Linked DNA regions of Homo sapiens: region 1 is linked to region 2. A link is an interaction called in ENCODE POLR2A ChIA-PET data of the cell type or tissue named here. Cell type or tissue: GM12878. All regions are shown on one strand. Links, peaks and the distances in the headings refer to the core of each region. The heading gives the core; the rest is flanking DNA.

Region 1 (7,566 bases), core at 1,528-6,527, 180 kb before region 2:
AGCTCATGTCTCAGGGCACCACCACATTTCTCTGTTTCCCATCTTAATTTCACACTGTCTGTCCTGAGTTAGAGGATTTGGGCTGCCTAGTCCACACCTGCTTGTTTACTGCTCCAGGTGGCTGGGCTTCCAGATTGCCATCTAAAGTAATTTGGAGAAAGTAGTTAAAATGCCCACGTGACACTCTCCAAATGTCTTAAATTATCAGAGAAAATATTAATTTTAAATCTCATAAATGTCTCCAGCATCTATCAAACCAGAATAGGGGCTGATTGGCTCAGAGCAGAAGGATAATGAGTTTATTCCAGAACCATTGATAGTATTAGTGGTTTGGGATGGATTAGGCAGTACAATCCACCTGGGCAGTACATTAGCAAATCTACATGTAATAATTAATTTGTGACTGAGGAAAAAAGAAGATATCAATAATAAAAGTCTTGTAGCCATCAAAAACAACAACAAACAGTGAAAAAATTTTGTCAAGGCATATGTATCATTAACTTAGTCTACTGGTTGACTGTTTTATTAGTAAAGTTCCAACCCAACACACAAGGAAAGGCAGAAACAAAAACTAAGCTTCTTGCACATAGTAAGATAATAAATATACCACCTTTTTTTTCTTTTTTTTGAGACAAAGTCTCGCTCTGTCACCAGGCTTGAGTGCAATGGCGTGATCTCAGCTCATGGTAACCTCCGCCTCCCAGGTTGAAGCAATTCTCCTGCCTCAGCCTCCTGAGTAGCTGAGACTACAGGCACACACCACCACACCCAGCTAATTTTTGTATTTTTAGTATAGACGGGGTTTCACCATGTTGGCCATAACGGTCTCAATCTCTTGACCCTGTGATCCACCCGCCTCAGCCTCCCAAAGTGCTGGGATTACAGGTGTGAGCCATTGCACCCAGCTGACCGATATCACTCTTTTTTCCACAAGACCACAAACATTGCAGGTTCCAAATGCAACCAAACTCTTCTTTTGTTTTGTTTTTATTTGTTTGTTTGTTTTTGAGATGGAGTCTCATGGCTTTTTTTTTTTTTTTTTAGGCAGAGTCTCACCGCTCTGTCGCCCAGGCTGGAGTGCAGTGGTATGATCTTGGCTCACTACAACCTCTGCCTCCCAGGTTTGAGTGATTCTCTTGCCTCAGCCTCCCAAGTAGCTGGGACTACAGGTGCGCACCACCACGCCTGGCTAATTTTTTTTTTTTTTTTTTTTGTATTTTGAGTAGCAACGGGCTTTCACCATGTTGGCCAGGCTGGTCTCAAACTCCTCACCTCAGATGGTCCACCCACCTCGGCCTCCCAAAATACTGGGATTACAGGTGTGAGCCACCATGCTCCACCTCTTCCTTAGTTATTAATAAACTAAACAAATTTGACAATGGGATAAAACGTGAAGAAGGACAATGATAAGACAGAAGACATGTTAATTAATGGTGTGTCTTCCCTCAGGATATATTGCTTTCCTGCTTTAGCCTCTTAAATAATTGAGCAAGCTCTTGAGGCAGTCTTTGGAGGCTGTTTTTAACACCAACAGTGTTTAAAACAATTAGAATGAGCAGATCAAGTCACTGGAATGCTGTGAATACAGACTTTGAAGCCACAAATTAATAGTGTTTCAACTAGGTGAGCAGGGCTACAACTAAGAGGGTAGAATTTCCTGCTACAAACTTGCAAAAAAGCAAATCATGCTTATTTAGAATTATTTAGTACCACACTATAAAAGGCAAGGACTTGACTTAGGCTAGCACTTTCCAATCCATGTTCTCTCAAAAATTACTATTCCTCAAAAAATATTCTCTGGTTAAATATGTAAACACTACACAAACAAGTTTGGAAGATATTCCATGGTATAGTTTATTTTTAGAGTTGGAGCATATTAAAGCTCTGAGAAATTCTACAGCATAAAAAAGTAAAAGTTTGTTCACCCCATTACTTATCGAACTTTTTAATTTAAAAAATTTATTCAGATCTAAAGCCAGGCATAGTGGCTCACACCTGTAATCCCAGGACTTTCAGAAGCCGAGGCAGGGGGATAGCTTGAGACTCAAGAATTCAAGCCCAACCTGGACAACAAAGCAAGACCCCATCTCCACAAAAATAATAAAAATTAGACAGGCATGGTGGCATACCACCTGTAGCCCCAACTACTCAAGAGGCTAAGACAGGAAGATCGCTTGAACCCAGGAGGTTGAGGCTGCAGCGCTGAGGTATGGTTGTGCCCCTGCACTCCAACCTGGGTAACACAGCGATACCTTGTCTCAAGAAAAAAAAAAATGTATTCGGATGTAAAAGAATAATAGTGTGCTTCAGAATACTATTTGGAAAACCCTGGTATAAGATCCCTTTCACGGTATCTATAATGGTAAGTTCTTCTACCTAGAAAATGAGTTGGGAAATGTTTACATTTTTAAAGCCAGCGAGAAAAGAAGAAAATTTATAAAAAGTATTGTAAATGTTCTTTAAATGTAGCTGCTCTATACTAATTCCAAAGGGAATACAACAAAACACTCAGCCAGTGAGTGATCCCAATCCTCCAGAAAGGCTGCAGGAAATGTAGTTCCCCTCGGGGTCAAATCTTATACATGCTCTTGCTACTTATTCTATGTGGACAGTGACCACAGAAAGGCCCATCCTGTAGCACAGGGCCAGATAGCAAGTCTGATAGGCTTTGCGGGCCATGCAGTCTCTGCTGAAACTACTCAACTCTGATGTTGTAGCATAAAAGCAATCATAGGCGGATAAACCAGTGATCATGGCTGTACTTTGATAAAACATTACTTACAAAAATAAGTGATGGGCCTGACTTGGCCTAGAGGTCACAGTTTTGCTATCCTAACATATGGTATAGCATTAGCTGCCATGTTGTGGAAACGTTCTGCTTCTCAGTGTCAGAAAAACCAATCTTCTTGCTTACTCTTTTTTAACCACATAAAATGGCAGTTGCCTGCTCGATAGATCCTTGGAATTAAAGCGCTGGCTGGTGTTAACAAAGTATAGGCCTGGATTGCCATGTGCCCATTATTTAATGTATGCCAGTGGCAATAAAAGGGAACGAGAATTGGATAATTTAGAAGTTAAAGCAGGAATCAAATTTGCTGAACGTATACTGTCTTTTCTTTTTCTAATATATAAATAAGTATATGTATATATGTAAACAGTGCAATGAAAACAGAAGACATCTTTTTGATTAATAGATAATTATCATGTTTTCTAAAAACTAGACCATCCACAAGCATATCTTTCCAGTTGTTTGAACAATAAAAATCCAATAATTGCCGCCTGAGGGGTGCTTAATGGTATTTATACATGACTGTGTATAATAGGGAGATTTCTTTTTAATTAGGACCTTTATCTAAAAGTTACACTTTTGGCAGAATAAAAATTCTTTTATTTTACCCTAGTGTACAGGAGAGAATACATGAGGATAAAGAGATCAGAGGCCAAACAGGATATTGAGTTACAGAAAGCTGCAAGACAAGGTAAGCAGCAAAAGCTGTTCCTGGAGTTTATTTAACAAAGTGGGCAACCAGCGTTTTGTAGAGTAAAGCTTTGGCAAAGGCTGTATTTGAAACAAACTTGGAATGTTTTCAAATGCAAACTTTAAAGCAATGTTTCTCAAAGTGCAATCCATGGGTCACATACATTGGAATGACCTAGGCATGTTTGTTAAAAACACAGACAGTTGGGGCCCATTCTAGACCTGTTAAATCTGCATCTCTCAGAGTGCAGCCAGGAAGCTGCATTTTCTTTTAAACAAGATCTCCAGATACTTCTAATGAACACTACCATTTGAGAACATCAAACTGAGGAGTAATAATGAAAAGGCAGTAATGAAGATTCTACATTATCTTATCACGGATTGGCATGGGGCAACAATGACATAAGCCACAGAAGAGAAACCCAAAGACAAAAAAGGAAAGAGGACCATGATATAGGAAAGCAGAAACTGTGTCCCTTACCACATTAGCTAGAGATTTCCAAAGGCCTTTCGTAAGGAGGATCTGGAAGTTGATGAATACCCATCTTCCCCTAAAATATGTATAGATAGGGCCGGGCACGGTGGCTCATGCCTGTAATCCCAGCACTTTGGGAGGCCGAGGCAGGCGGATCACCTGAGGTCAGGAGGCCGAGATCAGCCTGACCAACATGGAGAAACGCCATATCTACTAAAAATACAAAATTAGCCGGGCTTGGTGGTGCATGCCTGCAATCCCAGCTACTCGGGAGGCTGAGGCAGAAGAATTGCTTGAATCTGGGAGGTGGAGGTTGCAGTGAGCCGAGATCACACCACTGCACTCCAGCCTGGGCAACAGAGCAAGACTCTGTCTCACCAAAAAAAAAAAAAAAGTGTGTATAGATAGTCCCCAACTTATGATTTTTTGACTTTTCGATGGTGCAAAACCATCTGTTTTTCTCTTTCAATACAATATTCAATAAATTACATGAGATATTCAACACTTTATTATAAAATAGGCTTTGTGCTAGACAATTTTATCCAACCATAGGCTAATGTAAGTGTTCTGAGAATTTTAATGTAGGCTAGCCCTACATAAAATGAAATGTTAATTAAATGTATACTATGCTTATGTTGGTACCCTGAAAAAGGCATATATAACATTTTCAATTCAAGTTTGGACACTCTTTATAATTCCTCTGTCATCTTTAAAAAGTTATCTACTGAAGCCAATAAAAATTGCTCCCACTAGTGATATATAAAAATACCAGAACTGAGGGCCTGACTCTGAGCGTCAAGACTCTGGTGCCTGGGACAGCTGTGTGTATAAATGGCTTGGCCAGTTACCGGTGATGTCCCATGGTGCAGGCTGGAACTGCAAGAGAACAGGGTCAGCAGTTGCCTGCCCAGGTCTCACTGCAGGAAGGGGTTCCTTGCCTAGTACAGTTGGGCCCACATTAGAAGTGTGCCCCTGGAGAGACATCACCACCCTCCTGCTGCTCTCCCTTTCTATAAGGCAAGTGTGAGAACAGGCTTGCAGGCAGGGGATGAGCAGCCTGGGCCAGTCACTTGCTGTGTAGGGAGCTATCTGGAAATGCCAGCTGCAAGCATCTGGTGAACATTTGGTGTGAGGTTGGGTTTAGTTGTAGCTCTTCCAACTGCAGAGAAGCAAAGCCACTAGTCCCGTGGAATGCCAATTTGAAGTGCAGCCATTTCCTGACAGTTGGGTGAGCCCCTACTTGCAGCTATCTCATGACTTGATCCATGAAAAGGGGCAACCCTTTACTTTCATTCCTTCCATTCATTGATCAGTCAATCTCTCCACAGGGCAAATAAACGCTTATAAAATGCTGTCTAACTAAGGAATAATTGTAACTCAATATTAAATGCATGTTCAGAAGCATACACATATGTGATTACACACACACACACACACACACACACACTCCCACCAGAGTTTATCCATATAAAACATAGCCACATATCTTTCCTAAATTTTCACTTTGTTGTGTTTTGAATAGATTAGGTTGAAGGAATGACTAAACTTGGTTGTCCCTATTTAAGAGTATGGTGTCAGCTCTTCCGTCAACAAGAAGAAGTATGACCCCAAGGTCAAAAAACCAAAAACCGTGTTCTACTCTGCACTCCACTGGGCCCAGCTGCAAGACTGCAGGCAAATCACTTTCTAGCTTCTACTGCTCAGTTTCCTCATCTGGAAATGGGGATGACGAGATGTGTGATAAGCATTAATTAATGTTTGCAAACTGTTTTGAGATCCACTGATGAAAGAGACAAAGTATTAGTTTTCTCAGCATGGGCAAACAAATGCTTGGTACAAATCCAGCTAAATCATGCTGAGTTAATTACCTGTAAGCCTTGAAACTGTTGTATCAAATCTGTTTTGTACTTTCCTGCCCCAGGCAGATTAGCACCTGTAGTGTTTTACACTGAATCACCAAGAGAAGTCAGCAGACAAATTGGGTCAAAAGATATGACTGTAGTTCTCATGGATTCCTGTTTGCCTGAGATAACTATTTTGGAAGCAAAAAAAAAGAACCAAATTTTTAAATATGTGATAAATGTTGGGTTATAGAGGCAGCCTGCAATGCCCAATAATAAGCATGTAATTTTGAATAATGAACAAAGATCAAGATGTGGAGCCATTAAAAAAAATAGTGTGCCTACCATTTTTTATGTATCCCAAAGATACATAAAGAAGTAATGTATCTTTGTAGCAAAGTATATGTATCTTTGGGATACATAAAGAATGGTAGGTATTCAACAAAACTAGCAAAGGTTGCTAGTTCTTAAACATTGTTTAAAAGTCCCAGACAAGCTAGACATTTGATACAAAAATACAACTTTCTGAGTGATGCCACTTGCTAGAGAAGTGAAGGGAGCACTTTGAAGGCTTTGAGTAAGACTCTTTAAATATCATATGTGAGCCAGAGGTTTAGACGAGCAAATCCAAATTTGGAGTGTATGACAAGAAAACCTACGCTAAAAAGAAGTCTTGGATAGTGGGAGGGCAAGAGTGGTCCTTCAGATCTGCAATAAATCAAATCACAGTTACTTGTCCAATTAAATATGATTGGAGAGCACAATTTTAGCAAAAACACCAGCTCAAATAGAAGTTTCAGTTTGCCTTACAGAAGGTGAGCAGATATCTTTAAGTCCTCTTGGGTTCAAGGAAGGATGGTTTTGCTGTAAGGAGGTAGGCAAAAGTGTAAGCAGAGAAAAATTCAGGCATCATTGCAAAAGTCTAGGGTAGTTATTCTCAAAGTGTGGTCCCAGATCAGCAGAATCAGTATCATGTGAAATTTGTTAGAAATGAAAATATCAGGGTCGGGTGCAGTGGCTTATGCCTGTAATCCCAGCACTTTGGGAGGCCAGGAGTTCTAGAACAACTTGGGCAACATGGAGAAACCTCATCTCTACTGAAAAAAAAAAAAAAAAAATTAGCCAGGTGTGTTGGTGCACACTTGTGGTCTCAGCTAGGTGGAAGGATTGCTTAAGCTCAGGAGGATGAGGTAGGGTGCAGTAAGCTGTGTTCAGGCCACTGCACTCCAGCCTGAGTGACAGAGACAGACTCTGTCTAAAAAAAAAACAAAAAAACAAAAAAACAAAAAAAAAAACAAATAAATACCAGGTTCTATTCTAGACATACTAAATCTGAAACTTTGTGGGGTTAGGGTGTAGAATTTGCACATTACACCAGGTGTTTATGATCCCTGCTAAAGTTAGAGTCACTGGTTGATAATTGCCAGTTAGTATCAGCTTGAATGTGAATCAACTGTATCAATAAAAAATGTCCTTTAAATTGACTTAAAGCATGGGAAAGGTAATAAGTGAGAAATTCAAGTCAAGAGAGTTGATACTGAATTTGGGGATTTGAGGTTTCATGAATATGATTATTTAGTGGACAGAATCTGTGGTAAGTAAAGGTAGGATGCTTTTTTCTTCTGGAATCATTCTCCATCAGCAAATAAAGCCATAAAGGGGTGTTAGCAGTTAAGTCAGTTAGCTGTCCACCAAAATACATATTCCCCTTCTTCTGGCCCAAAACTACATAGCAGTTAGGCGTGGCATATGATTGAGCTCTCTCCTTTGAC
Region 2 (7,566 bases), core at 1,102-6,101:
AAACTTTTCTTCAAACTATGATATTTATTTGAAGATCCAGTCCAGCTCCATCAATTTCTAGGGTTACACATTCCTCTTTTTTTAGCGAGGATTAAGGGGGTTGGTTATTACTAGTTCTAAGGGGTTACACTGGCTACTGGTACAGGAAGGGCCACTTTTCCTTTGCTGAAGGTGGACAGGAGTTTTTCATTTTTTTCATCTAAGTAGCCTAAATGACACAAGACCAGTATCTACATTTATTTTTACACAGTCTTAATTTATGATAAATGTACTTATTTTCTGTCATATAACCTCTTTCTTAATTAAGAGAACCTCATCCTATTTTTAACTTATTATTAATAATAAGAGAGCACAGGCATCGAATTTTAAGGTGACTCATTTGGGCACCTTTTTGTTTGTCTATTTTGGCTAACACTTTACTTGTATCCTTTATGAGCCTCCACCAGTCCTCAGTCCTTAATCTTATTTTAAAAACTGTGGTCATGGGAGGCTCAGATGGGTCATAACACACATCAGGTTGGTCATTTCCTGGGCTACATACCTTGTATAGAATAACATTATACAAACAAGTTTTTTTTTAGAGTTTCAGCACACTTATAATAACCATAAAATAATAGGACCATAGCAACCTTTCGTGCCACTTTAGTGACTTGATTTATATACTGGGAACAGCCTTCAGTCTGAGGAAGGTCAGTTGAAGTCCTTACTGTACAAGTCTAAAAGTTAAGGAAAATGAGTCCTGCGATGAGTTTTTTCATGCTTGGGCTGTGCGTGGACCAGTCAGCTTCCGGGTGTGACTGGAGCCGGGCTTGTCATCTTTAGAGTCACTTTGCAAGGGTTGGCGAAGCTGTTCCTGTCCATGTACAGCTCACAGTCTACTGATGTTCAAGGATGGTCTCAGAGGTTGGGCCTGCTAGAATAAACTGAGTCCAATATCTCTAAACAGTTATGTACAACTGGGCTGGGTGATACCGGGAGCAAGGTGGTGGGGTTTAGGGTGTTGCAAACTTCAATGGTTATGCAGGGATTTTTATAGAACAAGCTTTGGTATCTAGTAGCATTCGTTAGCTAATGATGTCCTTTGGTATTTATTAAAGTCACCACAGCATGGGGGGACTTTATGTTTCAGTTTTGCCTAAGAGTTAGCTTATCTGCTTCTTGTGCTAACAGGGCCATTGCTGCCAGGGCCTTTAGACATGGGGGCCAGCCTTTGGAAACCTTGTCTAGCTGTTTTGAGAGATAGGCCACTGGCCTTGGCCAGGGCCCTACAGTCTGGGTTAAAACTCCAACTGCCATTTTTTTTTTTTCCTTTTTTCAACACATACTGTGTAAAAAGTTTTGTCAGATCAGCTAGCCCTAGGGCTGGGGCCAACCTGAGTTTTTCTTTTAACTCATGAAAAGCTTGTTGCTGTTGGTTGTAATAGATGTAGTTTATTTAATCTACATTTTTATTAACTGTCACCTACTGAAATATTGACTTAAATCTTGTAGCTATTTGATTTCAAGCTTTAAATTGATCTGGTATTCCTTGCAGGCCTCCAATTGCATCTAAATAGATGTAAGAGTTGAAAGACCTATAAGGGGCTTCTCTCGCTTTACGATGTTTTATATTTTCTCCTTCTGGTTGATGAAATGCCAGGGTGAAAGGGATAGCCAAATGGACTAAAGCACAAGTCCCACTCTAGTTATTCAGCAGAGTGCGTAGTAAAGGTCCACCATAATACCACCACACATCCGCTCAGGGATGAACAGGGGCCTCATCGCATCCTTTCAGGTCTCCAAGGAATGCTGTTTCCTCCCTGTTGTGAGAGACACGAAGTGAACTTAGTGTTGGGAGATGGAAGCTGGATGGCCCTCGGGGGCTGACCTGCAGGGTGCCGGACTTCAGGATATAGCAGAGAGAGCTTGGCATGAATTATTACTCCAGGCTGTAAAATCCTGGAAAAGGGCTACCATGAAGCCTACGCCTGGTCGACTGGAGGACCACCTTAGTGGAAGAGGGACAATCTGGGCCTCTGGCCTGCCATGTGTACAAGCATAACAATTGCTTTTATTTAACGTGCAGATGGAATATTTGATCCATTTTAACCAGGCATTTGCATCTTGGTATCTTGTCTTAATTGCTAAAGTTTGTCTTAAGTCTTTAACTTCTATGATCTTTTAGAAAAATGAATGTATGATTTTAGGAAATTACAAAAACCAGTTGGGGCAGTCCATCCTTGTTCTTTAGTGGTCCACAGAATGTTGGACCAACTATGGCATGAAAGCTCTGCCTCAGGGGGCAAGACTCCTGGTTGGCACTGGGGCCTTTATTGAAATCTCCCTGGATTAAATGGCCTTAGTTTACTAATGCCCAGTCTGAGGAGAGTCAGGAGGGACAGAAGTACTTTTCTGAAGTAGACAGCTGTCTTTGACTTGGCAAGTCCTCACAGGCTATAACAAGGCAAGCATTAAATGCAACAGTTTGAGGCGAAATTGACTTGGTTATGTTAATAACTAGATGGTCAGCAATAGAGCGCGAAAAGAAGAACGAGTAATAGAATAGATGAAAATAGTTAGATTTTTCTTAGCTTTAGTTTGGTAGAGTTTTCCTCTGGGACTACGGCCTACGAGTCTGGAGGGGGTGGCACTTTCTTGACTCGGATGTGAAGAGTCCATCCTTTTTTGCTGTACGAACAGCAGTCTTGGTGGTTAGCAGCGCAAGGTAGGGTCCTTCCCAGGCTGACTGGAGTTTTTCTTCTTTCCACCTTTCGATGAGAACGTGATCTTCAGGCTGCTGCTGGTTTACCGGAAATTCTAAGGGTAGTACATGTGCTAAAAGACTTTTAGTTTTGAGGGAAAGGAAAGTGGAAGGTAAACCAAGTATATAATTTCTAAGAAATCGACCTTTTGTTTTGAATGTGGGGACCTTGGCAGTGGACTTTATAGTCCTTAGTGCCTTTTTACTGAGAAATTTCCTTTAGCACCTATTTTTATTAGCCTTTAGACCAAAGAGAGCTAAAAACCATTTTATATTTAATAATGCTTTTTGTATGATTTTTATACCAGATAAGCTAAATTTTATCTTTATATTAGTGTGTTATTAATGTTAAACTTAATTTTAATAAAATCTTGTAGACATATTTATCTAATTTTTAATGTTTGACTATAAGGTAAGATGTTTTAGACTCTTTTTAACCATTTATAATTTTTGTTAAAGAACAGGTTGGTGCTTTAAGAAAAACCTGTTATGCTTTTATTTAATGTCCGGTTTACAGAAAAACTGGATGATACTTCTTTAACTTTAGCTAATATGTTTACACACAGAATTTACACACAATTAATGTTTTAAAACTTCCTTAAACCTTTAAAACAAAATACACATATTTTTAACCTTTTAATGTAGGTAAAAATCCACATTCTTATGCCTCCTTATAATCCTTTTACCAAATATATACTTTACTTTCCTTATACACCTTGCACATAAACTGTCTCTTCAATAGTTTTACATTTAGGAGGCCTAATTACTTTTAAATTATACATTTCTTGCATAAATTCTTTCTTTTTAACACACTTTTTTTTATAACTTTTTCTTTTCACGACTTTTACAGGCAATTTTTCGACATGCCTTAACTTTCTGACTTATTACAAACATTTCTTTCTTTAAACAACCAGTTAATATATTTCAGGACAATAATTTACCATATAACATTCTTTTTATATAAATTCCACCCTCCCTTTTTTTTTTTTTTCCAAAGATGATAACTATTCTTTTCTCCTCAGACACCGAGTTAAAGAAGGAAGAGGTTTATCGGCCGGTAGCATCGGCAGGACTCCTGTCTCAAGAGCCGAGCTCCCCAGGTGAGCAATTCCTGTCCCTTTTAAGGGCTCACAACTCTAAGGGAGTCCGCATGAGGAGGTCATGATCAATTGAGCAAGCAGGGGGTATGTGACAGGGGCTGCATGCACCGGTGGTCAGAGTGAAACAGTTCTGTTTCAGAAACTGTTTCAGAAAAGTTCCCAGAACAGACTGGGAAGTTTTACAATGTCTTTCTATAATCTATAGATAACATCAGTTGCTAGGTCAGGGGTCGAATTTTAACTACTAGGCTTAGGTCAGGCAGGCCCAGGCCTGGTTTCAGGTCTGATTCCTTGGTTTCGGGTCTGAATCCTAGGCACCTTTAGTTTTGCTTCTCTTTCCTTTTCTGAGTATAAAACAATATAAAACAATATGAGAAGGTCTGTCTCTCTTCTCTCACTGCCTCATCCTCCTGAGTAGCTGGGATTACAGGCATGCACCACCACGCCCGGCTAATTTTTTGTATTTTTAGTAGAGACAGTTTCACCACTTTGGCCAGGCTGGTTTCAAATACCTGACCTCAGGTGATGTGCCTGCCTCGGCCTCCCAGAGTGCTGGGATTACAGGCGTGAGCCACTGCGCCCAGCCTAAAATTTAAATTTTACTAGGCGTATAGTATTTTATCTGGCAAGCCTATCCATTAAGTATTTTTGTTTAAAAAAAAAAAAACAGTTTTGGTTTTATTGATAAGTCCAGTGTTCTTTAAAGTCTCTTTGATAGGTTTTTAAATATATATATAGTAATTTCCATCTTTTATTTATTTCTCGCTTTCACCTGCAATTTATTTTGTTCTTTTTTCTAAGTTTCCTAGGTTGTTCCCTGAACTAAGTCTCTGATTCATTTTATTAAAATAGAAAGGTTAAAGTCATGAAGCTTACTCTGACTGGGGCTCTATTCGCATTATGGAGATTTCTCAATGAAGAGGGCTCATTTACATTAATTGCTAAAGCATTTGTAATCTCCGTTGTTTTTGTTCGTTTGTTTCCTCTCGATTCAAGAGTCATTTAGAAGAGGTTTTTTTATTTGAAGTAGATTTTTATTATTTTGTTTACTGTAGAAATTCAATATTTTGGTTTTTTGGTAGGAGAATATGTTGTACAAGTGTTCTACTTTGGGGAAATAATATTAAAGCTTTTTGTAGGCCAAGTATGTAATTAAATCTTGTATATGCTTTATAAACATGAGGGGAAAATATATATTTTGTGTTTATTGAGGTCAAATAGAGAAATACAACAAAGTCAGTTAATTCCATTATTTAAATCCTTCAAGCTCATACTTGTTACTGGCCCAGTTTACCTTGAACAAGATGCTGACAAATAGAAATCACGCTACACTTGTGTTCAAGAGCTGCAAATGCAATAAGTTTTGTGCTCCATGATTTATGAAGCATTTTTAAACATGACTGAATTTCTATGAAAAAGTGTCCTTTTACAGGGATTTATTACATAATATATCACCGTAGGCCAATTAGACCCTGTTCAAAGGATAGAAAAGGCCAAAAACATGAATGAGATTATGTAGGTAAAATGTCTCATACAATTCACCAAAGCCACACTTGCCCAGTGTTCCATATGAAAATCACAGTGCATGCCGGGTGCAGTGGCTCATGCCTGTCATCCCAGCACTTTGAGAGGCCGAAGCAGGCAGATCACCTGAGGTCAGGAGTTTGAGACCAGCCTGGCCAACATGGTGAAACCCATCTCTACTAAAAACATGAAAATTAGTCGGGCATGATGGTGCATGCCTGTAAATCCCAGCTTCTCGGGAGGCTGAGGCAGGAGAATTACTTGAACCCAGGAGGCAGTGGTTGCAGTGAGCTGAGATCTTGCCATTGCACTCCAGCCTGGGCAACAAGAGTGAAACTTCATCTCAAAAAAAAAAAAAACAAAAAAACAAAAAAACAAAACAAAAAGAAAAGCACAGTGCTCATTGTTTTCATTCATGGATTGCTTGAGGGATATAGAGAAAGCTAAGAGAGATTCTGTAAGATTTTAAGTTAGCTTCCAAACTCAAAGTCTGGGCAGGCAAAAATCAGAATTTTACCCTTCCCTAACAAATTGGGGGCTGGGTAGGGGAGCAGAAACTGGAGGTTAGATGTGACTAATACATATTAGTCAAACACAAAGCAAAAGGAAGAATTAGGTCACAGCCATGTATAATTATGAAAACTTGCAAATGAACTTGTTTTTGGTTTTCAGAGCTTTTCAATGGATAGTTCCTGAAATGCTGGGCCATGCAGAGACATCACAATTGTAAAAACACAAGGAGGCTAGGACTCTCGACCATACACTGATGTTGCTTATTCTCTCTTTTCCAAGTTTCTTGGAAAAACCAGAGCTACTGTGCATTTCTAACCTTCAACTAGTTGACAATAATGGGATTCAAGTATTTTTCAGGAGTAGGTATATTGCACAGTGATTAAAGCAAAGCTAAGGAACTAGACATCCTAGGTTTACATTATAGCTTTGATACTTCCTAGACAAATTACATAAAGCTTCTCTCTAAAGCTCCATTTCTCAATTTTAAAATGGGAATGATGATGATAATGCCTACCTCTAAGAATTATAGGAAATTATTCTTACAAAACATTCTCCACAAACCTGACACTCAATAAATATTACCCAGTGTTAAAGAACGTATTGTATCGGGGCTGGGTGCAGTGGCTCACGCCTGTAATCCCAGCACTTTGGGAGGCCAGGTTGGGCGGATCACGAGGTCAGGAAATTGAGATCATCCTGGCTAACACGGTGAAACCCCATCTCTACTAAAAATACAAAAAATTAGCCGAGCATGGTGGCGGGCGCCTTTTGTCCCAGCTACTCGGGAGGCTGAGGCAGGAGAATGGCATGAACCCGGGAGGCAGAGCTTGCAGTGAGCCGAGATCGCGCCACTGCACTCCAGCCTGGGCGACAGAGCGAGACTCCTTGGTTTTGTTTTGTTTTTGAGACTGAGACTCACTCTGTTTCCCAAGCTGAAGTGCAGTGGTACAATCTTGGTTCACTGCAACCTCCACCCACTGGGTTCAAGCGATTCTCCTTCCTCAGCCTCCCGAATAGCTGGGACTTCAGGCGTGTGCCACCATACCTGACTAATTTATGTATTCTTAATAGAGATAGGGTTTCACCATGTTGGCCAGGCTGGTCTCGAACTCCTGACCTCAGGTGATCCGCTGAACTCGGCCTCCCAAAGTGCTGGGATGACAGGCATGAGCCACCATGCCTGGCCTGTATCATATCTTGGTCTAGCAGAATCTGTGAGTAGAAATGCTTTTCACATGGTTTGTTTAAGACTCTTCAACATCCTGGTTCTTGAGCTGTTCAGGAATAATCCCATCCATGTCTTTCACTATTGGCAACCTAAAACTCATTTTCTAATTATTGCAATTGTATATCTTCTCAGAAAATTGAAAGGGCTTCATCTGAACCATTGATCAAGTCAACTCAATGATTTCAGGTATATAGCACAAATCCCCAAAAAGGCTGCTCTCCAGAAATCTCCCTCCAACTGACCCAAGAAGGAAGACATTTGGTAACCCACCCTAACATAATAAGCTCTGTAATTAGATTGCAGATTCTCTGAGAACCAAGGTCCTATATCTTTTTTTCCATGTTGTTTCCACAAGCTGGAACAATGCCTGGCCCATGTTACATGTACAATAAATTTTTTTTTTTTTTTTTTTTTTTTTTGAGACGGAGTCTCGCTCTGTCACCCAGGCTGGAGTGCAGTGG

Evidence for each region. ChIA-PET counts read pairs that join two places held together with the same protein. Peaks named below come from ENCODE experiments on the same cell type or tissue, not always from the same donor. Only the 100,000 strongest peaks of a DNase experiment are listed, where the experiment ranks them.
Region 1: POLR2A ChIA-PET joins it to region 2 with 6 read pairs; 2 of 35 experiments call an interaction of 5 or more read pairs at or near these places.

The regions. Positions count from the first base shown.
Region 1 is chr5:116,885,548-116,893,113 of GRCh38, reverse strand. No RefSeq gene overlaps it. Among named protein-coding and RNA genes, the nearest start is that of LINC02214, 130 kb to the right of the region's middle. In GM12878, for the core only: no CTCF peak of the experiment used is centred there; no DNase peak of the experiment used is centred there.
Region 2 is chr5:116,701,343-116,708,908 of GRCh38, reverse strand. No RefSeq gene overlaps it. Among named protein-coding and RNA genes, the nearest start is that of LINC02214, 57 kb to the left of the region's middle. RefSeq lists enhancers at 4,102-4,201, 3,608-4,334. In GM12878, for the core only: no CTCF peak of the experiment used is centred there; DNase peaks (open chromatin) are centred at 3,998 and 5,998; H3K4me3 peaks cover 341 bases; H3K27ac peaks cover 840 bases.